Regions from separate parts of the Homo sapiens genome. Here all the other regions are linked to region 1. The links are chromatin contacts, found by Hi-C or POLR2A ChIA-PET in ENCODE. All regions are on one chromosome and are shown on one strand. The core of a region is the stretch at or near the end of the contact, and the rest is flanking DNA. Distances in the headings are between cores, read along the strand shown. Region 1 holds the start of ATP6V0A2 (ATPase H+ transporting V0 subunit a2). Region 2 holds the start of HCAR1 (hydroxycarboxylic acid receptor 1). Region 3 holds the start of DENR (density regulated re-initiation and release factor). Region 4 holds the start of CCDC62 (coiled-coil domain containing 62). Region 5 holds the start of NCOR2 (nuclear receptor corepressor 2). Region 6 overlaps NCOR2 (nuclear receptor corepressor 2). Region 7 holds the start of ABCB9 (ATP binding cassette subfamily B member 9).

Region 1 (3,583 bases), core at 672-3,171:
ACCTTCACAGTTCTTACTGTATCTTTTTGTTGTTGTTGTTTCTTTTGAAACAGAGTGTCACTCTGTTGCCCAGGCTAGAGTCCAGGGATGCCATTTCAGCTCACTGCAAGCTCCACCTCCCAGGTTCAAGCGATTCTCTTGCCTCAGCCTCCCGAGTAGCTGGGACTACAGGTGCCCACCACCACGCCTAGCTAATTTTTATATTTTTTTAGTAGAGACGGGGTTTTGCCATGTTGGCCAGGCTGGTCTCAAACTCCTGACCTCAAGTGATCCACCTGCCTCAGCCTCCCAAAGTGCAGGGATTACAGGAGTGAGCCAGGGCACCCAGCCTAGTGTAACTAGCTTTGGATTTCAGGTATTTATGGAAAATAAATTTAAAACTTCCAAATGACAGGTAATTTAGCTTGATTTTGTGGGCTTTGTGAGGACGCCTTTTGTACTTAAAAGAAGGAAAAAACTCAGTTTGGCAGAATGGGGTCTGGAGTGTCTATGGTTTTAACTTTTTTAAGTTTATACATTTATGTATGCATTCATGAACTATTTATTGAGTGGCTACTATGTGCTGGGGCTTGGAGATACCACAGTGGCAGAAACAATGTCCCCACCTTGGTGGAGCTTCCATTCTAGCAGGGAAGACTGGCACTAACACACAGACAAGATAATTTCAGATGGTGGCAGGTGCAGTGAAGGAAATAGAACAAGGATGTGACTCCAGGGACAGTCTCAAGGAAGGGGATATGTAAGCAGAGACTCGACTGGGACAGCGGTGAGGTTGCGGCCTGGGGCGGGGGGCCACTGCTTCCCGGTCAGTGTGGGGAACACACACTGGGTGCTGTGTGATTCCATCGACAGGACAAGCCTGGAGGTGGCAAATTTAGCGAGACAAAATTGTCCTGTGGTGGCCAGGCCGGGCGGGAAGGGGAGACTGCAACTGAGCAGGAGGAGTCTTGCGAGGTCGGTGGGAAATGTTTGAAAACTGGATTGGGATGCTGGCTGCACACTCCAACTTCACGAAGAAGCCTAGGATCCCTCCGGGCGGCGGATCACGCCTGTAATCCTAGCGCTTTGGGAGGCCAAGGCGGGAGGATTGCTTGAGTTCAGGAGTTCGAGACCAGCCTGGCCAACATGATGAAACCCCTTCTCTATAAACATTTTAAAAACAAATTAGCCGGGTGTGATGGCGCGCGTCTGTAATCCCAGCTCCTCCAGAGGCTGAGGTGGGAGGATCGCTTGAGCTCAGGAGGTCAAGGTTGCAGCGAGCCGAGCTCGTGCTACTGCACTCCTCCCTGGGCCACAGAGGGAAACCCTATCCATAAAAAACCAGCAGCAGGGCCGGGCGCAGTGGTTCACGCCTGTAATCCCAGCACTGCGGAGGCCGAGGCAGGCGGATCACCTGAGCTCTGGAGTTTTGAGACCAGCCTGGCCAACATGGTGAAACCCCGTCTCTATTAAAAATACAAAAAAATTAGCTGGACGCGGGTGGCGCGCGTCTGTAGTCACAGCAACTGGGGAGTCTGAGGCTGGAGAATCGCTTGAACCTGGGAGACGGAGGTTGCAGTGAGCCGAGATCGCGCTACTGCACTCCAGCCTGTGGGACTGCGTGAGATTCCGTTTCTCTCTCTCTCTCTCTCACACACACACACACACACACACGCAGCAGCACAGGGTCGTGCACTAGGAACGGGTGAGCTTCGCGGCGTGCACACTCGGCGAGACTCCTCCAGGAAAGCCGGGGAGCCGCGCGGGATTTAGCTCTGCGTCCAGTCCGGCGGAGCGCCAGCTGCAGTGGTCGTACCCGCCGGGTTCGCGCTGGTTGGCCCTGCCGCCACGTCGTGCGGCGACAACCTCGGGCGTCCATTGGTCGGCCGGCGGGGGGGGCGGGACGCGGGGGCGGAACCGGAACCGGCAGTGGCTTGGGGGCGGGACCTCGCGGACTGCTGTGGCGGCAGCTGGAGCGGCGGCCGCGGTGGCAGAACCGGGGGCGGCCGCTGCAGTCTGGAGCCCCATAGTGCGGGGCCGCGGCCAGGCCACAGGAAGAGCTCGAGGCCCGGGCCGCACCGGCTGAGTGTGCGGGCCCGCGCGGCTCGGAGCCGCCGCCGCCCATCGAGCCCCTCCGGGCGCGGGTCGGCCCGCCATGGGGTCCCTGTTCCGGAGCGAGACCATGTGCCTGGCGCAGCTCTTCCTGCAGTCGGGCACGGCCTACGAGTGCCTCAGCGCCCTGGGCGAGAAAGGCCTGGTCCAGTTCCGAGACGTGAGTGTCGCCCGGGAGACGCGGGCCGCACCTGCTCTCCTGGCGCCCCCAATCCCGCGCATCGCTGGGGCCCTCCCGCGGGGAGCACCGAGGAAGGGCGCGCCCCGTCCCCATTGTCCAGACGGGGAAGATGACACCCCAGCTCAGCGGCCAAAGCTTCCCGGAGCGCGGGGCTGACTCCAGGGTCGCCGGCCGTCTGTGTGGTCGGCGGCTGCTCTGCCCCAGTTAGTTAGGATCGCCCGTGTGGTCTTCATCAGCTCCGGGCACCGAGCTCAGCGGGAGAACAAATCCCACAAAGGCCTCTTGGAGTCCTTTTGGAACTTTACGGGGGTTAGGGGGGCGCATTAACCAAATAAATAGGTCAACCAGAAAAGGTTTGCCATAAAGAAGAAACGGGGTGATGTGAAGGTGATTCGGGCGGGAGGTGAGTGTGAAGGGATTGTCGAGGAAGCCTCCCGGAGAAGGTGATATTTCAGCTGAGACCCAAATAGAAAGGAGCCAGCCGTGGGGAAGATCTGGGGAGAGGGTCCTTGTTGGAGGGAACAGGAGGAGCCCAGACAGAGCCAGAAATGGGAAGGAGCTGGATGTCATCTGCTTGAGGAGAGGGATTTTTGTGTTTTGGTCACTGATGCTTAATGCTGTACATACCATTGTGTGTAAGGACTTAAGAACTCAGTCATTGTTTGTCGAGTGGAAGCTGTCTCCCCAACAAGTAATAATAAACATTTGTTTGTCCATTTACTTGTTTATTGTTTGTCTCCACCAAGGACTGTCAACCTCTGAGAGTAAGTACCTTAACGCAGTCCTTGGCAGTCATTGGCATCGATAGGCATTTGTTGAATGAACAGACAAGCTTTTCTTGACTGCCCGCTATGTTCAGGCACTGTTTTTGGTGCTGGAGACTCGGTGGTGAGCAAGGCAGACACAGTCCCTGTGTTCCTGGAGCTTCCAGTGTGGGAGGAGACAGATTAAACACACTCTGATTATGAGCTGTGATAAGTGCTAAGAAGGCAAAGAACAGGGTGTGGAAGGGAGACCGTGAAGCAAGTACTTACTGACTGAATTGAAATCCACTCAGGCGAACATTTTATTTCCTGGCCACCACTTTCATCTCCTGACTGTTTCCCTTAATCTTCCTAAGGTGTCCTTAATTTCAAAAGGGATCAGCCCTACCCGAGATCTGATATCCATTGATATCAGATATCTAATACCAGATCAGCCCCATAAGGCAGTTGCAAAGTCATGGAGAGACTCCTGAGTGACAGGCGAGGGTGCAGGTAAGATGCAGGGCGGTTCCTGGTTCCTGGAGCCACTTCTGCAGTTGTACCCATT
Region 2 (3,583 bases), core at 564-3,063, 980 kb before region 1:
ACACATGCTCCACTCCATGCACATTCTGTCCCCTGCCATTGTGATCAGATAAGAAAATGCAGCCAACTCACTTCAATCAACTGGAACCTCCCCAAAAGGTATAGTTGTGTGAATTTCATTTCCGACAGAATGAGAAGGATGCAGTTCATGTGCGAGAAGCCGTCTTGCAATAAGAAAGGGGGGTGGCATTTTCAAAGCCCCCGACCCCTTAGCACGAGTTAATTCTAAGTCACCACTCTATCTTCCTCAGTGTTGTTGGTCTGCTTGTTCAGTGCCACTCAACAATGTGGGGATCCCATTGCCCATCAGACTGGCTTTGGAAACTATTTGCCACACTGATGCAACTCCTGCGACCGAGGTTCGAAATTGGCATCTCTTCCGGCCTTTGTGTTTTTGAGTGTCCTGGCTGCTTGGGTTTCAGACTGCAGATTTTGAGCTTGTTGTAGAATTTGGGAAAGGAGGGGCTTGAAAAATAATACACCAGGGGATCCAGCATGCTGTTCATGTAGGTGAAGCTGAGGGTTATGTGCAGGGCCCCATGGACAGAGGGATCGCAGGCACTCGAGGGCACCGTCCAGAGGAAATAGAGTCTAGCAGACACGCTGGGCAGGTAGCATGTGATGAACACAATTGCCACCACCATGATGAACCGGGTCGCCTTCTTCATCCGAGCCTGTCTGGCCAGCTGCTGCCTCCGCCTCAGGCTCCAAACAATCTTGAAGGAGCAAAATAAGATGATGCCGAGGGGCATAAAGAACTCCAGCTGGAACATGATGTCATGCCAGCCATTGGCCGACTCCATGATGAAGCTCTCACAGGAGACGGCCGTCTCTTGCACGCAGAGATGGTTCTCCAGCAAAAGATACACTGTTCCCAGGATGACCAGGGCCCACAGGGTGCAGACGATGCCAGCCGCCACCCGGGTGGAGATAGTGTTCACCGCGTGGTGGGGGTGGACCACTTTGAAATACCTGTCCGCAGCCACCACCGTAAGGAACACGATGCTCCCGGCCCTGTTCATGGCCAACGTGAAGAGCCCCACTCGGCAGGGAATGTCCCCAAAAGCCCAGTGTCTACGTCTGAGGTAATAGTCTGTCCGAAAAGGCAGGCAGATCATAAGGAGGAAATCAGCCACGGCCAAATTGAAAAGGTAAACAGTGCTGGGCTTCCAGGTCTTCATGTGGAAGCAGAAACCACACAGGGCGACCCCATTGCCTAGTGCGCCCAGCACAAAGGCCACAATGAGCAGCGGCGGCATCACCTGGGAGATGGTGTCCCCCTCGATGCGGCAGCACGACCCGTTGTACATGGCGGGGACAGAGCAAGTGTCCGGGTGCAGAGCAGCCCAGGGAGTCCCCACAATGGCACAGATGCTTATCTGAGCGTTAGCACTCACCCAGCTGCTGCGTGTCTGACTTCATCACCCAGGATGCGGGTCCTGTGTGTGTGGGTTGGATGCTGCCACAGCAGCGAGAAGAGAAACTTCAGCCAGGAAATGAGAGACCCAGGGAGGTCCTTTCTCTGGAGCCCGTCTCACAAGCCGCCTGCCTCTGGGAGAGGCCAAGCCTGGAGCCGGATGAAGCTTGGAAATGCATGCAATTTTGCAAAAGTGGTCATTTCTGAGAGGCGGTAGGGTGGGGGGGTCCGATGAGATTGATGCCGTAGAGGAGCGATTGGGTCCAGCGCCAGAGTAATTTTCATTTTCAGCTTCGCTGTTCCTCCTCGGACTCCGTGCTGGAGAGCACACAAAGCTGCCCAGAAGGCAAGAAGAAAGCTTGTTTGTCCTCCCTCCTGGTGGAGAAATCCAAACATTTCCTGGAGTGGTTCTGGGCTCCTGCCTTTGCTTTCCTCCCGTAACCTTTGCCTGACTGCCTTGTCCTCTCCCTCATCCCACGGGGCACTCCCATGCGGTGCCAGAGAGGGGAGGCTTTGCTCTGCAGCTCCTCCGGGCCATTTCCTGTGCCGAAAAATACCGCGCTCAAAAATTGGAGGAGTCTGCGGAGAGAAAAGTTCTAATCACGATACTTGATGGATGTTAGAAAAATTCTTTGACGGGAGTCACCTTTCCCCCGCTCTATTCCCACCTCCCTGCCCTTTACATCCTTCCGTGAACCAAAGTGGCCAGTTGCACAACCACCAAGACCATGAAATAGATCTGAAGCCCACTTCTCATATGTCTGTCTCCACAAAACGGCCTCTTTGGGAGCCGGTTTCCCCCTCTGCTGGGAAGCAGAGCCTAGAACTTTTACAAAGATTTGGCCCTGAGTTTCCATTGGCTGTTGAATGAGCCAAACACCATGAGATGTACGTTTTTAATTTCAATTATGTGCTGAGCCCATCAATTAAAACTGCCCCCTGGGGGCGGAAGAGGATTGGAGGAGTTGATTAAGGAGTCCATCTCTAAAGCAATCATGAGTAACATTAGACTGCACAAAAAATTGGAGTCTTTGCTAAAATTTCCTGTCCTTTGGCTTTAAGGATTATTAATCTGCCCTGTGCCTTTCAGCTTCCAGTTTAGAAAATGGGGTGGAGGCCGGGCGCGGTGGCTCACGCTTGTAATCCAAGCACTTTGGTAGGCCCAGGCGGGCGGATCACCAGGTCAGGAGATGGAGACCATCCTGGCTAACACGGTAAAACCCCGTCTCTACTAAAAATACAAAAAAATGAGCCAGGCGTGGTGGCGGGCGCCTGTAGTCCCAGCTACTCGGGAGGCTGAGGCAGGAGAATGGCGTGAACCCGGGAGGCAGAGCTTGCAGGGAGCCAAGATTGCGCCACTGCACTCCAGTCTGGGTGACAGAACCAGACTCCGTCTAAAACAAACAAACAAACAAACAAACAAAACAACAAGAAAAAGAAAAAGAAAAAAGAAAGAAAGAAGAAAATGGGGTGGAGGCCAGTCGCGGTGGCTCACATCTATAATCCCAGCACTTTGGGAGGCCGAGGCAGGTGGATGACTTGAGGTCAGGAGTACAAGACCAGCCTTGCCAACATGGTGAAACCCCATCTCTACTAAAAATATACAAAAATCAGTCAGGTGTTGTGGCATGTGTCTGTAATCCCAGTTACTCAGGAGGCTGAGGCAGGAGAATCACTTGAACCCGGGAGGTGGAGGTTGCAGTGAGCCGAGATCGTGCCAATGAACTCCAGCCTGGGTGACAGAAAGAAACTCTGTCTCAAAAAAAAAAAATGGGGCGGAAAAGAGGGGGTGCATTGAAAGAATGTGTCTGTCTTCTAGATGCACACTGAAGCTAAATTCTTCCCACTGGATGCTGGACTCCAAATCTGTCCACCCACATTCTCCCCTGCCTCGCCCTAGCACAGACCGCAGTCACTTCCCACCTGAACTGTTGAAACAGTTTCCTAACTGGTTTCCCTTCCTCTCATCTATTTCCTGTAAGTCATCTTCTACACAATAATCTGATTTTTCTGAAGCACAGATATTATCATATACCTTTTTTCACTTAAAAATCTTCACTAGCTCCCTTCAATCTGCCAAGGGGCTAGAATGATGGCCTGTGGACCATATCTGGTTTAAAAACCAGCCTGGCTTGGCCGATATGTTTTTAAAACCTGGTGCAGTCCT
Region 3 (3,583 bases), core at 305-2,804, 960 kb before region 1:
TCTCAGTAGATGGAATATACAATCGGGCTTTACACCGAGACATTCCATTGCCCAGGGACGAGCAGGAGACAGATGCCTTCCTCTTATCTCAACTGCACAGAGGTGTTCCTTCCTCTTTTACTAATCCTCCTGAGCACAGACCCTTTACAGGTGTCGGGCTGTGGAATGGTCAGGTCTTTCCCTTCCCACGAGGCCATATTTCAGACTATCACATGAGGAGAAACCTTGGACAATACCTGGCTTTCCTAGGAAGAGGTCCCTGCGGCCTTCTGCAGTGTATTGTGTCTCTGGGTACTTGAGATTAGGGAGTGGTGATGATTCTTAAGGCGCATGCTGCCTTCAAGCATTTGTTTAACAAAGCACATCCTGCACAGCCCTTAATCCATTTAACCCTCAGTTGACACAGCACAGGTCTCAGGAAGCACAGGGTTGGTGGTAGGGTTACAGATTAACAGCATCTCAAGGCAGAAGAATTTTTCTTAGCACAGAACAAAATGGAGTCTCTTATGTCTACTTCTTTCTACACAGACACAGTAACAATCTGATCTTTCTTTTCCCCATATATTCCCATACTCTTACATTTTTCTTTTTTTCATTAAAAAAAATTGTAGGCCGGGCGCGGTGGCTCACGCCTGTAATCCCAGCACTTTGGGAGGCGGAGGCGGGAGGATCCCTTGAGTCCGGGAGTTCGAGACCAGCCTGGACAGCATAGGGAGATTCCCCCACCTCTATAAACAAATTAAAAATTAGCTGGGTGTGGTAACGCGCGCCTGTATTCCCAACTACTTGGGAGGTCGAGGCTGCAGTGAACCGTGTTTGTGCAACTGCACTCCATCCAGCCTAGGTGACAGAGTGAGACCCTGTCAAAACATAAAGAAAAGGATGAAGGAAGGGAGGGAGGAAGGAAGGAAGGGAGGGAGGAAGGAAGGAAAGAAGGAAGGAAGGGAGGGAGGGAGGGAAGGGGAAGAAAGAGACAGAAAGAAGAGAAAGAAGAAAGAAAAGAAAGAACAGAAAAGAAAGAAAAAAGAATTCCTTTAATTTAGTGTATGGTGTTAAAACGCAACCAAACGCTCCATCCGGCGAAGAGAGAGAGAAAAGAAGAGAGGAAGGAAAGAAGGAAGGGAGGGAGGGAGGGAGGGAGAACACCTTCCTTTAATTCAGTGCATGGTGTTAAAATGCGACCAAACGCTCTATCCGGCTGCAATCTCCCCGCACGGGAGTGATTTATGCAGTAGCTGGAGGTTAGTCAGGACTCCAGGATGCACCGCAGACACCGAGGCGATGATCCTCGGACTCATTAATAGGGAGTCATTTGTGACTCAGGTGCGCTCTCTGCGTCTGCAAGTCACGTTCCCTTCGGCACGCCCATCTCGAGGATTCATCCTCTCCAACGGGTGACGAGCACCGCCTGCCGGCGGCCCGCCTCTCGGCCTCTTGGCCACGCCCCCCACCGGAGGGCAAGGCGCACGCTCCGCAATTTTTCTCCGCCCCCGTCTTCCGGCTTCTCGCGACATCCGCCCAGCGGCGGCCGGAATCTCGCGATAAAGGCTCATTGTCTCGCGGGAGCGCTGCTGGCGGTCGGGCGCTCGGGCGGCCCTGGCCGGGGAGACGAGTTGCATGTGTTGGTTCAGCTGGCGATAGCGGCGGGAGCGGAGCCGGCGGGGCCTGTGCGACCGCCTGGGTAACGACCCCAAGTGCTTCTCCCGCTCCCGAGAAGCTCGTAGAGAGTGTGGGGGAAGCTGAGATGCTGCCTGGCGGAAGGGGGCCGGGCCGGGCCTCTCCACACCCCCGCCCACAAGGGCCCCTTCTGGCGTCCCCGGGGTTGCTCCTTCGCCTCAGACCTGGTCGCCCTTGTCCCCTCAGTGCTCTTACATTCTGCGCTCGTTTTCTCTCCTCATCCTTCTTACGCTCTGGTTACCCCGCCCCCTCCCATGCCCTTTTTAGACTCCCCAGGCCCCTCTCATGGCGTTTAGTTGCCCCCACACCCTGCACCCCGGGCTTCTCCGATGACCCACCCCTTGTTCCTAGGCACTTCCAGCCTCTCTCCATTCGGCGCCTTTGTAGCCCTTCTCTCACTGCAGTTTGCATCCCTCCCAGATCACCCTCAGACCTTTTTGCTCCGTGTCTGCCGTGGGTACTCACCCCATCTTTCCTTCCCCATTGCTTCCTGTTTTTCTCTAGTGAGTCCCTCTGCCCCATCCTTCATGGTCCATTTGCTGCTTGCTTCCCTGTAGACCTGTGGAGCAAGGAGATGTTGTGCCTGGGATTGCTCATATTTTATGAATCGAATGCAGCTTGTATCCCCCACTCAACAACAGACTTGAAACAGCTTTGGGGTGGGGAGGTTTCTGTTGAGAGGAACACTGCTCTTCTGGGGTCTTGATTCTAAAATAGTGAGGGTGTGTTATTTTCCTTGCTTACAGGTTTGTGAAATGGCTGCTGACATTTCTGAATCCAGCGGGGCTGACTGCAAAGGAGACCCAAGGAACAGTGCCAAGTTAGATGCCGATTACCCACTTCGAGTCCTTTATTGTGGAGGCAAGTGTTGGTAGCCACAGAATGACTTTTACTCACTATACTTTTATGCATTGTAATAACAGTTTGACATTTGGTAAGCTTTCTTCCCCATCCTTTTCATTTGGTGAGTTTGTACTGGGGGAGAGGAGTCCTGGGGAGGAGGAGGCATGAATTAACAGAGTTTCCCCACCTGGGTGATTTGTGTCTGGCTACTCTGCCTGAAGAAGCTTACAGTCCATTTGTAACAGGATGTGCAACTAGGTTATTTCAGCCTGAAGGTCCTCAAGGTGTATGCTAGTCTAGCTGTCAAAGGAGGGCTTCTTGGAAGATTATGAGTTAAGGATGGCAAGGACTGGATGAGAAGGTGGGGAACGGCGTCCCAGACAAAGCGCACGACTATGTAAGAAAAAGCTTGATGGCTGTCTGTGAAGAAGTGAGCAGCTTTGAGTTTGTCTGGTGTATCGTATAGGGAGGGTGGCCCGTTAAGGAGTGGGAGAAGGTGAGGTTGGAGTGTTGGGTGGTAGGACAGTGAGGAAAGTCTTCTTGGTTTGAATCATGATATATGTATTAGGTTTAATCAAGATCTTTTTCACTTTCGAGTGTTTTTCTTCATTTTCAATATAGAAATATTTGTGAATTGTAAATGCTGTATGTATTCGCATCTTGGAAACTTTCAGAAAAATCTGAAGATACAGGACAGTAAAAGGGCAAGTAAATATTTTTTCAGTAAATATTTCTCAGAACTTACTGTGTGCCTAGTGATGTTTTAGGTGCTGGGGCCTGAGTAGTGAATAAGTCAGAAGATCCTTGTTCACGTGGACCTTACATTCTGTGACTGCAGTAGAGACCACATCTGACATTTAAGTACCGTAGAAGGAGAAATGATATCTTTTTGCCATTAAAAGTAATGGCAAAAACTGCAGTTACTTTTGCACCAACCTAATCATTTTTTGAGCAGGAAAATAAAGTGACAAGAGATTAATATGCTGCATTATTTGGAGGAAATAGAACCCACAAATTTGAAGGCCACTTTCAGAAATCTAGGTTTGAGGTAAATAAGTGCCTT
Region 4 (3,583 bases), core at 751-3,250, 940 kb before region 1:
AAATACCCACCCAGAATTTGCTTTGTTGATTTATTTATTTATTTTTATTTTTTTGCATTTCTGTAATGATCAGGGAAGTAGACCACCTTTTTGTATTTATTGGCTATTTGGTTTTGGGTTTTGGTGGTAGTGGTGGTTGGTGTTTTTTTGTTTTTTTTTTTTTTTGATACGGAGTGTCCCTCTATTGCCTAGGCTGGAGTGAGGTGGCGCAGTCTTGGCTCACTGTAACCTCCATCTCCTGCATTCAAGCGATTCTCCTGCCTCAGCCTTCCGAGTAGCTGGGACTATGGGTGCGCACCACCACACGTGGCTAGTTTTTGTTTGTTTGTTTGTTTGTTTGATTTTTAGTAGAGACAGGGTTTCGTTGTATTGGCTAGGCTGGTCTCAAACTTCTAATCTCATGATCCATCCTCCTCGGCCTCTCAAAGTGCTGGGATTACAGGCGTGAGCCACCACGTCTGGCCTGATTTTTGTTTTTTTGAGTCAAGGTCTCACTCTCGATCGGACTGGAATGCAGTGGCATGATCACAGCTCATTGGAGCCGCCATCTCCCAGCTCAAGTCAGCCTCGTGAGTAGCTGAGACCACAGGAGTGCACCACCACGCCCAGTTTAAAAAAAAATTTATTTTTTGGCCAGGTGCGGTAGCTCACACCTGTAATCCCAGCACTTTGGGAGGCTGAAGTGGGTGGGTCAACTGAGGTCAGGAGTTCGCGACCAGCCTGGCCAAGGTAGTGAAACCCATCTCTACTAAAAATACAACAAAGGTGGCGTGGTGGCGGGCACCTGTAATCCCAGCTACTCGGGAGGCTGAGGCAGGAGATTTGCTTGAGGCCAGAGGCAGAGTTTGCAGTGAGCCGAGATTGTGCCATTGCACTCCAGCTCAGGCAACAAGAGCCAGACTCCATCTCAAAAAAAAAAAAAAAAAAAGTTTTTTAGAGGTGGGTGTCACCATGTTGCTCAGGCTGGTCTCAAACTCCTGAACGCAACAGATCCTCCTACATTGGCCTCCCAAAGTGCTGGGGTTACAGGCCACTGCGCCCAGCTTTCTTGATTTTAAATTCTAAGACATTGCTTTGGTCTCCCAAACATGAGCCTATCAGTAAAGCTTCAAAATAAGAAATCTTAATTTTGTTTTTCCATTTTCAGATTGTATTTTTTGAACACAAGGGCATGTTTTGGCATTTCATATTCAACCAAAAAGTAAAGTTGAAACCCTGTAAGACCGACCGTATTTAGTAATTGTGTTGCTGTCTGATGGGTTAAGCATTCAGGGATGGGCAGCCGGGGCTGAAGTGTGATAAGCCTTATTTTTTCCTAGTCCCGTTCCCACATCTTAGGAAGAGTGAAAGGGGGATGAAGAGGTGACTATGGAAGAACAGGTGAAAAAGCTTAGATTCAACCCAGAATATCGTAGATTTTGTCATGACAAAGTACCGTGGTTCTCCTCATTGCTTTTCAGGAGCTCCCAAGAGTAAATTTCCCCCTCTTCATCTGTGATTCTTGGTTTAAAGTATCAAAGGTGCTAGGGTAGCCCGCAACTGTTATCCCCGAGGGCTGGGCTCTGCCTCCACGCATTCGAGTGTCAGGTCCTGTTCTGGGAGCCAGCTACACAGGAGCGAGCACGGCCGAGCTCACGGTTATTAGGGGGAAGATGGAAGATAGGGAAGTGAGCAACTCAAATGTCATAAACCAGAGTGCTGGGGGCGGCGCAGCAGCCTTTATTGACTTCTTCATTCTCTGGGTAGTGGTGAACAGCCGGTTCTTTCAGGCCTTCCAGCGCCGGAGCCTCGGGCGTGGGCAAAAAGCGTCCATACGCAGCCTGAGCCACTTGGGAGCCCCCAGTTTCCGAGGCAGAAGAACAGTGCCCACCAGCGCAGCGGGGCTGCGGCCCGGAAACCCTGGCGGGGAGCCCCGAGCCCCGGCGGGCGCACGCCGCGTGGGCACCAGGCAGGCGGTTGGAGTACGGGGCGGGGGTCGGCCGAGGGCGCGGGGCCCCGGGGCTCCGGGCTCGCCCCCGCCGCTCGGGGCAGGCGCGCCGATGGCGTTTCTGAGGTGACGCCGCCCACACCGGGCTTCTCCGGGGGCGGAGGAAACACCTATGAACCCTCCGGCAGCCTTCCTTGCCGGGCGCCAGGTAAGCAGCGGTTCCGGGCGCGGCGGGGCGCCGCGGGAACGGTGCACATTGGTCGAAATCTATTGCTTCTCAAGAACGGTGTCTACTTAAAATGTGAAACAGGCCGGGCGCGGTGGCTCACGCCTGTAATCCCAGCGCTTTGGGAGGCGGAGGCGGGCGGATCACGAGGTCAGGAGATCGAGACCATCCTGGCTAACACAGTGAAACCCCGTCTCTACTAAAAATAAAAAAAAAAAAATTAGCCGGGCGTGGCGGCGGGCGCCTGTAATCCCAGCTACTCGGGAGGCTGAGGCAGGAGAATGGCGTGAACCCGGGAGGCAGAGCTTGCAGTGAGCCGAGATCGCGCCACTGCACTCCAGCCTGGGCGACAGAGCGAGACTCCGTCTCAAAAAAAAAAAAAAAAAAAAAAAGTGAAACAATACACTAGAGGAAAACGGCGTCACGACCGTTTCCTTAACCCAATAACACCTTGTTATTCAGCCCGGGCCACAGAGTAGCGCGTACCCGGTGCTTACTGTTTAAGGAGGACGATTGGCGTCTGGGGAGCTGCTTTCCCATTTACCTCTCAGGGTGTCCTTAATTTACACAACCTGGCGAGTAGAGGAAGGAGCTCTCACAACTCCACTGTACCAAAAAGTCTGGAAGTGGGCTTGCCCAAGGTTCGCGTCCATCAGTGTAAGACGACCTGCCTTTGTGTACTCGGCTTACTGCCTGTTTTCCTGGAGTGGAATATGTGCTCCTTGCCTGGAGGTCTGTGGCCCAGCCACTGGCGCTCAATAAATTATTTGTTGAGTGCATGAATGAAGGGCTAACCCAACACTGGAATTCAAGCCTTGGGACTTGAAATCCCTTGACTCCAAATTCCATTTTCCTTGTTAAGACTAGCAACTGTAATTTATTCATCATTCTTATTTATTTATTTTTGAGACAGGGTCTGGCTCTGTCCCCAGGGCTGGAGTACAGTGACGCAATGTCGGCTTACTGCAGCCTCTGCTTCCCGAGTTCAAGCAATCCTCCCGCCTCAGCCTCCCAAATAGCTGGGACTACAGGCTCCCACCACCATGCCGAGCTAATTTTTGTGTTTTTAGTAGAGACAGGGTTTCGCCATGTTGGCCAGGCTGGTCTCGAACTCCCGACCTCAGGTGATCTGCCCACCTCGGCCTTCCAAAGTGCTGGGATTACAGGCGTGAGCCACTGAGCCCAACCTCATTATTCTTGTTTATTTACAAATCTTACTTTTCAAAAAGCAGTAAGGAGGTACAAAGGGCCTCTGTTGAACCTTTAATTACTGTCTTTAAGGTGGAACTCTATTAAAGTAACACTTTTAGTTGTTTATTTCATAGGCAGGGACAGCACCATGATTTGAAATGTGGTTTACAGTGTTAATGAGAGCTGATGTTTGTTGAGTGATTACAACGGGCCAGGCTTTGTGCTCAGTACTTTACAGA
Region 5 (3,583 bases), core at 762-3,261, 860 kb after region 1:
AGACCACGTTGGATTAAAGGCCCAATCTTAGAACCCAGGAATAATAATACCGACACAGTAGTCATAGTAACACATACAAGTACCAAGGGATTCTTATGGCCGGACGGTCAGCTCTCACAACCACTCTGTGAACTCAGTACCATTTTGACCCTCATTTTGCAGATGGGAAACCTGACAGGCACAGAGAAGTTAAGCATCTGTCCAGGGTCACACTGCCAGGAAAGTGGCAAAGGTCAGAGTCAAACCCCAGGAGCTGAGGTGCAGAGTGGGCCATCCCACCTCACTGCTGCTTGCCATTTCTCGGCCCCTCCTCAGCACCCCCAAAGAGGCCACCCACGAGGTACACAGCCTGCCCCGGGTCGCCCTCCCGGCGCAGTCTGGCCCGGAGAGCCCCTTATATCAAAGCTGCCGCAAGGACCCAGATCTGGCTGAAAAGGGGCAAAGTCAAGGCCACCGGTAACACATCCCAACGCGCCCAGAACTCCCCCACCCCGCCCACAGGGTCCTCCCCTTATCCCCTCCTCCCCTCTTCCCTCCCTCACACATCCTTCCTCCAAATCTGCAAAAAGGGAAAAATAATAATAATCACAATAAAACCAGTTCTCACCAACGGGGGAGAGGAGGAGGGGGAGGAAGGGAGGAGGCTGAGCCGACAGAACAGATCCGCCCCCGCTGCCTGCACCAGACCCTCGGAGAGCCGGAGCGCGCGACAGGCGGCGGGAGGACACTCGCTTCCAAAAAAATAAACCTACAATGTAAAAATAACGCCGGGCGCCCCACGCTAATTGGGCCCGGGCGACAGCAGCTCCCAGGTACAGCCTGTCTCTCCCTCCCGCCCGCCGTGCCCTCCCGCCCTCGGCTTGCTCCTCCTGCAAGTGTCTGGGGCGGGGAGGGCGTACCCCACGGGTGCCCTCACTCCCCGCAGGCCTCTGAGGAAGCTGCCCTCTAGACAAGGGTCTGGGTCTTCCCAGTCGTGCCCAAGTGGGATCAGCTCTGAATTCCAACTTCGCAAAGTAGTGGCATCCCAAGTATCCGCACAGCCCGGGGGAGGGACTAGGAGGCGGCCCAATGAGGCGTCACCAGCCACGGGAGGCAGGCCCAGACACCAGGAACACCGGCCCGCGGGGGAGGGGGACCAGGGGCGACTCTCCCGAGGGACCCCGCCCAGCGCCCCGTGGCCCCACGCCTAGGAGGGACAAGGCTGGCTCTCCCCCTCGGCTGGTGAGAGACCCTCATGCGCCCCTCCACAACAGCCAGGCCAGGGAGCTAGGGGTACCATCTCCAAGGGCTTTCAAACCCGCGCTGCCCGATGGAAAATAAGGCGCAGTGTCGCCCCGCCAGGTCCGGGGCTACACCGGGTACAAGGGACGCCTGGCGGCCAAGTCCCCAGAGCCGGCGCACACTGTGGGGGGCCGCTCTGTGCATTTCCAGCGCGCCCCCCGCCCACCCCAACGCCACTTCCCTCCTTCCCGCCCCCTCGCTAGGGAGCTGGAGTTCCCCTAAGTTCCCCGGCGCCCCCGAGCACGCGGGCCGCAGTGTCGGCGGGGCGCCTTGCTCCCCAGCAGGCCACCCCCCGAGAGCGCCAACTCGGGAGTGCAGGGGCCCCGCCAACTCCGCCGCGTGCGCCGCCCGATCCTCCCCGGATCCCCCGGAAGCGCGCTCCGCGCCTCCCCCCGCCCTTCGCGGGGACCCTCGGCCCCAACTCACCTCGCGGAGGTGGCAGCGGTGGCGCCCGGGCTTGGGGCGCGCTCGGGCCGCCGGGGCGCTCAGGCAAGTGGCGGTGCCGATCGGGCTGGGGGCGCGCAGCAGGCCCGGCCTCGGGTCGGGACGCGATCCTCCCGCCGCCGCCTCCTAGGGCGCCGGCCCTGGGTCCCCGGCCCGCAAGTTGGCGCGCATCGCGGAGCGCAGGGCGCGGGCGCAGGGCTCGGGCGGGGCGCCGGCGGACGCGGGGCTCCGGTGCGGCCCGGCCTGCCCGCGGCTCCGCGCTCCCCGGCGGCCGCGGCGGCGGTGGCGGCGGCGGCGGCGGCGGCGGCGGCGGGAGGGGGAGGAGGGGGCGGGGCGCGAGCCCGGGAGGCGGTGGCTCGGCCTCCCTGCTCCCGGCTCCCCGCCCGCAGCGACGCGCCCCGGCCCGGCCCCCTCTGGCTCCTTAAAGGGCCCGCGCCTTCTCTCCAGGCCCTGCGCGTCCCCACTCGCGCGCGCACGCCGCCACACACACAGACACGCACGCACACACTTGGGCGCGACGCCGAGTTTCTTTTTGGCAGCTCCCCGAGGAGGAAGGAGGGGGGAAGCGCCTCCCAGCCTTCCCCTCCCTCTTCTCCTGCGGGCCCGGGGGCCCTCCTCCTCCTCTCCAGCCCCAGTACCTCACTGGAATCGCGTTTCAGCTATTAAATTATAACTCTGGAGTGGCCGCTGGATGGGGAGGGGGCGCGCAGGGAGGGCCCTACACAGGGCCTTTTAGGAGCACGCCCAGTGGGGCACTTGGGGACGGGAGCAGACAGTAGCGCAGAGCCCTCTCCAGGCAGGAACACGCTGGGCCTCCCCAGACCCGAGACCCAGCCCGGGCGAACACACTGCAGACTCACCACCCACCACGGACCGGAGATGTCAGATCTCACACAGACAAATACTGGGACACCCACGCGAGTTCACAGCACCCCGGAGGACACAGACGCTAGAATGCCAGTTTCCTGAGGGCAGAGATTTCTATTTTGTTCACTGCCCTATCGCAGTAGGGACTCACGAATGTGTTGAGTGAAGTCCCACTTGGGGACATTCAGGGACACAAATGCGGAGACAATGCAACGAGCCTGTGTCCCCCCCGCCCCCCCCACACACACACACAGACACACACATCCCAAAGCGTGACCCTGGGAGCCACACACGCCCGGCCTGCACAAGCACGCAGTCACAGACGGCACACATGTGCTCGCTCCCCCACGCACAGGCAGACACTCTCCGCTCCAGCAGGAACCTGGCCCCCCTGGCCGCCCTGACAACCCAGTGTCCTCATTTACCCCCTCCTCCCACCCCCTCCAGGTTTGCCCTCTCCAACCAGGGCAGATCTCTTTGAACAGCAGAGGGCACTGGGAGCCCTGGGCCTGGAGCCTCCCTCCCTCCCTCCTCTTCTGCTTTCTCCTAAGATGTTGGAGAGTTTGAATTTTTTTTTTTTTTTTCAGTTCAACTTTCCTTTTTTGGAGTGACGTCTCAGCAGATTCAGTTCTGCCATCTGGCAACATCTGAGAACCCCCAGGGAGAGCGGGGAATGGCTGCGGTGGGGAGGCAGCCGCGTGGTTTCCAGAGGCCGGCGGGCCTCCCGCCTCCGCCAGGATGCTGGGTTTGCCGGGCTCCCCTGCAGCCAGGTCCTTCTCTGCCCCCTCGGGCTTTTAATTATGAGCTTTTGGGGGGCTGGCGGGAGCCTCTGGGGCTGACAATGTCTGGCAAAAGGGAAGTGGGTGTGGAGGGGAGCAGTTTGCAGACTGAAACAGGAGGGGTCATAGGTCAGTGCCCCCCCCCCACCTCCTTGTTTTGGCCCGACCAGCTCCAGTTCTGCCCAGCCAGTCGGTCCGAATCCACAGGCAAA
Region 6 (3,583 bases), core at 397-2,896, 740 kb after region 1:
GACAATGTCGCCTTTCCCCCTGTAGCCCCAGATCCCCTCCTAGAGAATTCACCACTGGGCTCGGGCAATTCCAGGCTCCTGCTCAGCTACTCTCCTGGGGACAGAGATGTCATCCTGCAGCTGCCATGGGCCATTTCTCCCCGTGCCGGGTCAGGCTCCCCTCCCAAGGTTCTCAGCCCTGAACAGAGGGCAGTTTCCCCACCCTGACCCTGGAAGTTTGAACAAGAGGGAGAAGTGGGCAGAGGAACAAGAGAGCCCACGGTCAGACTCACTGCAGAACTTCCCAGTGGAGGGAAGGGGTGCAGTGCAGCATCCCTGCAGAGGGTGCGAATCCTCGTCTCAGGAATGGCAAGGGGCCCTGTGAAGATGCCCATGCTGTAACCCGGGCAACCACACTGGCTCCTTTATGTTCCCCACATGCCAATCAAATGCAGGCCAGGTGCAAGCGGACATCACTTAAAGGTTCGGGTTTTGGAAACAGATAGGCCCCAATTTAAATGGTGCCTCCTCCCTCACTAGCTGTGAGCTTGGACAAGTGCCCTCAACACTCCAGCCTCGGTTTCCTCATCTGGAATATGGGTGTAGGTCAAAGAGGACCTACTTCACGGAAATTTTGGATAGCCCAGAAAATTTCAGACTTGGTGAAATTTGGTGTTTGTCTTGTTTTGGTTTTAAAGATAGCAAACAGCCGAAGGGGGCCAGAAAGGGGCTGGAAGCCCACAGCACGCAGCCCTGGGAGGGCGAGGTGGGCAGAGGGGACAGTGCTTCTGCGGCACAGGGCGGGTGCAGAAATGCAGGACCGGCTCCCGGGGGCAGCAAGAGCCCGGTCAGCCTCCAACCCACCAAAGCCACAGGGGAGGAAGGCCACTTCCACTTGGTGGCCTCCTCCCCTGCCCTGTAGATAGGGACACAGCCCCTGCTTCTCAAGGCGGCCATCGGTGAGGGGCCCACAAGGCGAAGGCCCCGAAGGACTGAGGATACTGTGGGGTGCTGCGGCCTCTAAACAGGAACTGCCCCCCTGGGAGGCACTCACCAGCCACTCCCCGAGGCCCCTGAACCCCAGGAGCCCAGGGGAGGCTCTGGGCCCAGAGCTGCCTGGAATGCCGTGCACCGCCATGGCAACAGGCTGAGGACAGCCATCTTGGAAAGCCCAGAAGGGAGTGGGGGGAGGGAGGGACAGTGACATGTCCTGGCAGGTGCATTGCTGAGGGGACGCAGGGCCCGAGGGGACTCCCCAACATCCCCCTCATCCTCTGCAGAGAGGGCTGCACAAAGGCCTGGCGGCTCCCAGCCCAGGCTAGCCGGGGTCCCCACATGGGGCCATGAGGCACCTCCACAGCCACACAGGCTGGGGGGCATGGCTGGCCCCTGTCCCTCACCCCCAGGCCTTATCCTCCCGGGAGAAATGACCCCTGGGGGGACTCACGCCAGTGAGGGAATCGAGGCCTAGATGCGTGTGGAGCCTGGGGTGGTAGGGGCGGCACCCAGGAGGCCCCAAGGTCCAGCTCTCTCTTGCTCAGCCTCCGTCTCCTCTAAAATCAGAGGCACAGCCACTCAGAGGGCAGAAAGAGGGCAAAGGGGAGCAGGTGCCAGACGCAGGGCGCAGGCAGAGATGAGGCATGGTGGTGACTAAGAAAGCCAGCAGGGGCCAGGGAGGAGGCGGCCCCCCTCGGGCTTTGAGCCAGCCAGCAGGGCCACCAGGAAGAGCCAGAGTCCCAGGCGGCCTGAGCTGGCAATAAATGAAGTGACAGCCCCAGCCCTCAACCCGCTGGTGACACCAGCTTCTTAAAATAACGCCTTGGAACAGGAAGGAAGCAATGACTCAAAGCGGCAGAGAGGTCGGGGCTGCTGGGCACGCCCTCCACCACTGCGCCCGCTCCCAGCCTGGTCCAGTCCCCACAGCTGGGCTGGAGGGGCCGTGCCCCACCATCTCAGTGCCCCCGACCCCTGGTTAGCACCTCTGGTGCTATTTTCATCCTTTCCAATGCAAATTCCTCCAGGAAGGCCACAGGGATCCGTCCCTGCCGAGGGGAGGGGCGTTGGAACTGCAGCTTCTGATGGAAGACACCCTGGGAACTGGACTCTGTGACCCACAGCACCTCAGGCCGTCCCTGGCCCGGGCTTCTGGCACCCAGTTGGTAGACAGGACCCTGCAGAGGGTGCACCATGCAGCTGCCTCTGCTTGGAGGATGCCTGTGGCCACTCGGGCCTGGCAGATCTGTGCAGAACTGGCCGGCCGCTCTCCCAGGGGCTCAGCACACCTCCACGCCTCATCTCTTGCTGTGTGGCCCGGCACAAGGCACTCCTCTCACTGAGCCTCATCCAGAAAATGGGACGGCAACAGCTCTGTGAGGCGTCCTCCCTGTCCCCACTGACTGGCACCAAGCCAGGGGCCTTCAAGAGTCCAAACACTAGATCTTAGCCTCCTGTGCCATCAGCCTTGTGGAAGCCTCTGCTCTGAGATCCCCAAGTGGAAGACAACCCCGTCCCCTTGTCTCCAAAGAACCAGAGAAGACTCACTGTGGGGTCCCTGGTTCCAAAGCTTCTGACACCAGCAGCTGCCCACCCCCATCTGCCCACAGACTCCCACGGACAGGGGCTTCCTCGCCTGTGTTCCTCGGGCCCTAAGACACAGGCCCTTTCCCCCAGGAGGCCCCCGGGGACCAATCAGGAAACGGGAGCGGGAGGACCCGGAAATCTGGAAATGCTTGGGAACTTCATCCAACCCTGCCATCCCTATTTGGCAGAAAAGGAGAAACCGAGGCAAGAGGCAGCTTACTGGTGGAGATGTAAAATGGTACGGCCACTTTTCGGCCACTTTGGAAAACAGTTGGGCAGTTCCTCAAGGGGCTAAACAGGGTTAACAGAGGATCTAGCAATTCCACGCCTAGGTACACACCCAGGAGAAATGAAGACGTACGTTCACATGGAAACGGCACACTAATGTTCACAGCAACTTTATTCACAATACCCCAAATATGCAAACAATCTCACGTCCACCGACTGATGAGTGGGTAAACAACACGTGACCTACCCCTACAGTGAAATATGATTCAGCCACAAAAAGGAACGAAGGACCGACCCACGCTCGACACGGATGAACCTCGAAAACATGATGCTGAGTGAGAGAAACCAGACACAAAGGACCACATATTGCAAGATTCCATTTATAGGAAATGTCCAGAATAGGCAAATCCATAGAGACAGAAGGGTTTCTTTTTGAGATGATGGAATGTTCTAAAATTGACCGTGGTGACAGTTGCACACATCTGTGAATACACTAAAACCCACTGAACTGGACACTTTGAGTGAATGGCATGCGTGTGAATTGTACCTCAATAAAGCTGTTTACAAAACAAAAAAACAAGCAAGCAGCAGCTGCTGCTGCTGAAAACTTCCCCAGATATCACTTCCACTGAGAGAAGCACGACCCTAGGCCAGAGCTCACCACCCAGATCGCCCAGGCCCGAGGATGTGCCTGGAGGGGGCAGAGCCCTGAAGGGGTGGGGGAGCCCAGCGAGGTTCCTGAGTCCAGCCAGGTGGGCAGCTGGGCCCTGCTTCTGAGCTGGAGGAGCCCTTGCCA
Region 7 (3,583 bases), core at 811-3,310, 750 kb before region 1:
GCCCACAGAGGGAGGGGGTGAGGCTTGTCTCAGGTCATCCACCAGGCTGGGGCAGAGCAGTGCTAGCACCTGGGTCCCTGCCCCCAAGCACTAGTCCTTCTACCACAGACTCCTAGCAGAGTGGACTCCAGCCCCGGGTCGGGTTACAGTCCTCGGTGGGGACAGTTACTCCGTTATTTTTAAAGCTACTGGGCAGAAGCGTGACCACCAGCCAAGGCTGCTTAGAGGCCTGTCACCGCTCTCCAACTGCCTGACTCAGAGGATGCGCTGGGCTCGGCCAGGTGGAGCTGGAGGGCAAATTGTGAGCACATGGGTGACCTGCTTGGCCTGAGGGACAAGGACAAGGTGGTGGCCAGAATAGGCCCCACCCAGAACCGGACAAGGCCCAGGAAGACAGGGGTGGCTCGCCCTGACTCCGTGCACTAAAGAATGGCACAGGATAAGCAAGTGGCCTTGTCCCCACCAGGGGTCTTGTCAAAGGCTTTTCTTCCCAGGGTAGGAGACATTGGTTGGGGTATCTCTAGGCATCAGCTGCAGAGAAGGCCAGAAGACGATAGATAGCAGTTATTATGACGCTGCAACAGAGACCCTTTGCAGAGAAGGCCAGGAGACAATAGATAAAAGTTATTATGACACTGCAACAGAGACCCTTCACCGGGCCCTACTATGTGCCTGGCACCTCCCAAAGCAGCCAGGCCTCCCCACTTCCCTGGGAGGACCCTGTGGTCATCAGCTTCGTTTTACAGCTGGGGAGACAGAAGAGGTTAAGTGACACGCAGAAAAAGGACGAAGGCAGGATGGAGACCCGCATCCAGGGTCTCCAGGATGGAGACTCGGGGGTCCCCTGTCCAGGCTATTCAGGGATTGCAAGAAAAGGGGCCAAAGAACTTGGGTGGCCCAGTGGCCTCGGTTCACCCCTGACATGGTGAGCTTTTTACCCCGGTGTGGGCCCAGACCCAGATAAGCCCATTCCATTCGCTGCGCAGCAAAGCACTGACTGACAGAGGCCTGCTGGGTGGGAGGGCCTGACTGTGGGGGTCCCTGGCTCTGGGGCAGGAGCGGGCTGGGTCTGCGTGGGTCCATCCTGATTTCATCCCTGCTGAGCCTCTGGCAGCCCACGTGGGGCCCAGCCTCACTCTGGGACTTGAGAAGCTGTCTCAGGTGCTCTCAGCTCTAGGAGAGGCAGAGAGGCGCGAGGTGCCCTCCCTCCAAGCCTCCTCTTGTCACCCGGCCCTGCACTATCCGGAAAAGGGGAATGGGCAGAGGCGGGGATCCTGTCAGCCCAGCTTAAAGCTGTCTCAGTTAATGTCAGGCCGGGGGAGGAGGCTTTTTTTTTTTTTCCAGAGGCCCAGAAATAAAAGAGGCTCCCCTGGGAACCTACAGGCCTCACTGCCAGCGTGGATGGCGGGGAGCAGCGGCAGCCCACTGGCCTGCTGAGGAGACTGAGAAAAGGGCTTTGCCCAGGTCAGCAGGAACAGGCCAGATCCCCCAGGCTTCTGCCAAAGCCCTGGTGCTCAGGATCCCTGGGAAGCCCTGACATGGACAGTGGGAGCCCTCAGAAGGCGCGCCAGCCCCGTCCTGGGGGAACGACAGCCATCCCAGGATCCTCCAACACCTCCCACATTTTCCAAGAGGCAGCGGCGCCTTGGGGGTTAAAAAAAATGGCAACATTCGCCCTACGGGCGCGGAAAGGATGCTGCAGGGATGGGGGCTGGGAGCTGCGGCTGCGGGCTCCGGGAGGGCTCCAGGGAGGCTCCCACCTTCAACCGAGATGCCTATTCCCACCGAGGCAGGGGTGCCCAGACGCCCCCCAACGCGTGCCTGGCCTGGCACCCTGGCCTGGAAAGGTCCCAAAACCAGGGGTCTAGGGTGCCTTGCCCTTACCTGTTACCTGGCACCAGGTGAGCTCTGGGAGGGGGCGCGCAGCAGGCTCGGGTCTGGGGTGCAGTTTCCGCGCTGCTCATTGAAGACTGCGCCGGACGCGGTCCTCGCTCCGCTCTTCCCGCTGCTCCTCCCCGCCTCCCACCCGCGCTGCGCCGCTGCAAGGTCGGAGCTGAGACTGGCGTGCGTTGAGACAGGCTGATGGACGGGGCGGGGCCTCAGTGACGGAGGGGGCGGGGATCCTGGGGCAGGGACCGGCGGAGCCTCCCGGGAGGGGCGGGGCCTCAGGAGGAGTGGGCGGGCTTTCCTGGACGGGGCGGGGCCCCCGAGGAGGGGGCTGGCGAAGCCTCCGGGTGGGGACGGGCCTCCTGGGGGCGGGGCCACAGCTGGCCACCTGCTCACCTGTGGCAAACTCCTCCCACATCTGGCCAACCAGGCCCTCCACACTGCGTGCTGGCCTCCACCTGGAGCCACGGGCCCATCCTGAGGGGACGGAAATGGTTTCACCTGAAGGAGGCCAGCTTTTTAACTGGCCTTTTTCCCTGGAGGGACAGCCAGCCAGTCCAGGAGGGTGGGTTATGGTCCTCATTCATTCACTTATTCTTTCATTCGTTCACCCAACAGATATTTATCCAGTGCCTACGGCGTGCCATATGCCCTTTTAAGCATTTGAAATTAAACAATTAACAAAACAAGATCCTTGCCCTTCTGGAGCTGACATTCTAGTGAGGGTGTCAGACAACACATATAAGCAAATGAGATATATTGGAAGGGAATACATTTTACGGAGAAAATTGGTGCAAGATCAGGGATTCGGGGCATTGGAGAGGGGAGGCAGCGATATGTCCTCAGTGACTGCCAGGTGCTGGGAACACAGCTGTGTGTGAAAAGACAGAAAACTCCCAGCCTTCATGGCGTGAAGGGGACAGAACATCAGCAAGTAAGTGCATAAGGCCATTCAGGTACTGGATGCAGTAAAATAAATAAAATTGTGTAAGTGAAAGGTGAGAAGGCGTGAGCCACGGGGAGGGAGGAACATCCTACGCTAAGGCCTGCAAGTTCAAAGGCTCTGAGGTGGGAACCAACTTGGCCACTTGAGGACCAGAAAAGGGTCCATGTGGCCTGAACCGTGGGAAGTGGGTGGGGGAGTGGACTTACGGCCCAGAGGGGCAGCAGGTGGGGCTAGAACTGCCCACATCCCTGGATCCTCTGATCAGAGGCTTTGTTTTTTCCTGAGACAGAGACTCCAGGATGGAGTGCAGTGGCGAGTTCTCAGCTCACTGCAGCCTCTGCTTCCCAGCTTCAAGTGATTCTCCTGCCTCAGCTTCCCAGGTAGATGGGATTACAGGTGTCCGCTACCACGCCTGGCTAATTTTTGTATTTTTAGTAGAGATGGGGTTTAGCCATGTTGGCCAGGCTGGTCTCAAACTCCTGACCTCAAGTGATCTGCCCTCCTTGGCCTTCCAAACTGCTGGGATTAGAGTCGTGAGCCATGTGTGCCCAGCCCTGAACAGAGGCTTTTTGGAGCACTCTCTGAATTGGAAATGTCCTCTGCTACTTGGTGGGACAGCTTCTTTAGAGGGGAATTTGTTCAGAACTTACAACACTATGTTTTTTTTTAACCCAGAAGGAATTTCCTCTACAGATAGACTTGTGCAAGGGAGCTAAGGTACTAGCTTAAAGGTAGTTACTACAGTAGCAA

What was found. A loop is a pair of places that touch in the nucleus more often than their neighbours do. ChIA-PET counts read pairs that join two places held with the same protein, here RNA polymerase II (POLR2A). Pooled maps may share reads with other maps.
Region 2: a loop to region 1 is called in a pooled map, with 18 times the contacts of the local background. The contact joins the promoter of HCAR1 here to the promoter of ATP6V0A2 in region 1. A Hi-C loop is called at or near these places in 4 of 50 pooled maps.
Region 3: a loop to region 1 is called in a map of naive thymus-derived CD4-positive, alpha-beta T cell, with 7 times the contacts of the local background. The contact joins the promoter of DENR here to the promoter of ATP6V0A2 in region 1. A Hi-C loop is called at or near these places in 1 of 168 maps with a recorded cell type or tissue (naive thymus-derived CD4-positive, alpha-beta T cell) and 5 of 50 pooled maps. POLR2A ChIA-PET finds 5 or more read pairs at or near these places in 2 of 52 experiments (PC-3 and activated naive CD4-positive, alpha-beta T cell).
Region 4: a loop to region 1 is called in a pooled map, with 2.6 times the contacts of the local background. The contact joins the promoter of CCDC62 here to the promoter of ATP6V0A2 in region 1. A Hi-C loop is called at or near these places in 2 of 50 pooled maps. POLR2A ChIA-PET finds 5 or more read pairs at or near these places in 3 of 52 experiments (H1, PC-3 and activated naive CD4-positive, alpha-beta T cell).
Region 5: a loop to region 1 is called in a map of CD8-positive, alpha-beta T cell, with 7 times the contacts of the local background. The contact joins the promoter of NCOR2 here to the promoter of ATP6V0A2 in region 1. A Hi-C loop is called at or near these places in 2 of 168 maps with a recorded cell type or tissue (CD8-positive, alpha-beta T cell and naive thymus-derived CD4-positive, alpha-beta T cell), 1 of 37 single-sample maps with no recorded cell type and 8 of 50 pooled maps.
Region 6: a pooled map shows a loop between it and region 1 (9-fold over the local background). The contact joins the enhancer-like site here to the promoter of ATP6V0A2 in region 1. A Hi-C loop is called at or near these places in 1 of 168 maps with a recorded cell type or tissue (CD8-positive, alpha-beta T cell), 1 of 37 single-sample maps with no recorded cell type and 6 of 50 pooled maps. POLR2A ChIA-PET finds 5 or more read pairs at or near these places in 1 of 52 experiments (GM12878).
Region 7: a loop to region 1 is called in a pooled map, with 10 times the contacts of the local background. The contact joins the promoter of ABCB9 here to the promoter of ATP6V0A2 in region 1. A Hi-C loop is called at or near these places in 1 of 168 maps with a recorded cell type or tissue (CD8-positive, alpha-beta T cell), 3 of 37 single-sample maps with no recorded cell type and 9 of 50 pooled maps. POLR2A ChIA-PET finds 5 or more read pairs at or near these places in 2 of 52 experiments (CD4-positive, alpha-beta T cell and RWPE1).

Annotation. Positions count from the first base shown.
Region 1 is chr12:123,710,432-123,714,014 of GRCh38, forward strand. ATP6V0A2 (ATPase H+ transporting V0 subunit a2) reads left to right here and starts at 1,922. Exons shown (of 20, transcript NM_012463.4): 1 at 1,922-2,251. The coding sequence starts at 2,135. LOC105370042 (a long non-coding RNA gene) reads right to left here. Exons shown (of 3, transcript XR_945477.4): 3 at 2,335-3,583. RefSeq lists a silencer at 1,747-2,296.
Region 2 is chr12:122,729,031-122,732,613 of GRCh38, forward strand. HCAR1 (hydroxycarboxylic acid receptor 1) reads right to left here and starts at 1,814. Exons shown (of 1, transcript NM_032554.4): 1 at 1-1,814. The coding sequence starts at 1,309. The coding sequence ends at 269. RefSeq lists an enhancer at 576-1,243.
Region 3 is chr12:122,751,270-122,754,852 of GRCh38, forward strand. It overlaps DENR (density regulated re-initiation and release factor), which reads left to right and starts at 1,555. Exons shown (of 8, transcript NM_003677.5): 1 at 1,555-1,681; 2 at 2,424-2,538. The coding sequence starts at 2,433. RefSeq lists enhancers at 51-912, 2,004-2,063 and a silencer at 1,814-1,863.
Region 4 is chr12:122,772,572-122,776,154 of GRCh38, forward strand. It overlaps CCDC62 (coiled-coil domain containing 62), which reads left to right and starts at 2,001. Exons shown (of 13, transcript NM_201435.5): 1 at 2,001-2,135. The coding sequence starts at 2,100. RefSeq lists silencers at 1,839-2,048, 2,571-2,865 and enhancers at 2,148-2,841, 2,229-2,368.
Region 5 is chr12:124,565,601-124,569,183 of GRCh38, forward strand. It overlaps NCOR2 (nuclear receptor corepressor 2), which reads right to left and starts at 2,012. Exons shown (of 49, transcript NM_006312.6): 1 at 1,708-2,012. RefSeq lists silencers at 758-857, 1,058-1,277, 1,418-1,527, 1,548-1,907, 2,018-2,267 and enhancers at 2,388-2,437, 2,604-3,464, 3,465-3,583.
Region 6 is chr12:124,451,910-124,455,492 of GRCh38, forward strand. The region is part of intron 8 of NCOR2 (nuclear receptor corepressor 2); the gene reads right to left. Among named protein-coding and RNA genes, the nearest start is that of NCOR2, 110 kb to the right of the region's middle. RefSeq lists enhancers at 1,053-1,891, 1,291-1,350. Within about 2 kb of position 1,647, at least 35 of the 41 ENCODE cell types and tissues checked have a DNase peak (open chromatin) inside an H3K27ac peak, as active enhancers do; they include CD8-positive, alpha-beta T cell and GM12878, where a contact is called at or near this core.
Region 7 is chr12:122,964,403-122,967,985 of GRCh38, forward strand. It overlaps ABCB9 (ATP binding cassette subfamily B member 9), which reads right to left and starts at 2,061. Exons shown (of 12, transcript NM_019625.4): 1 at 1,885-2,061. RefSeq lists enhancers at 702-1,509, 1,510-2,315 and a silencer at 2,080-2,369.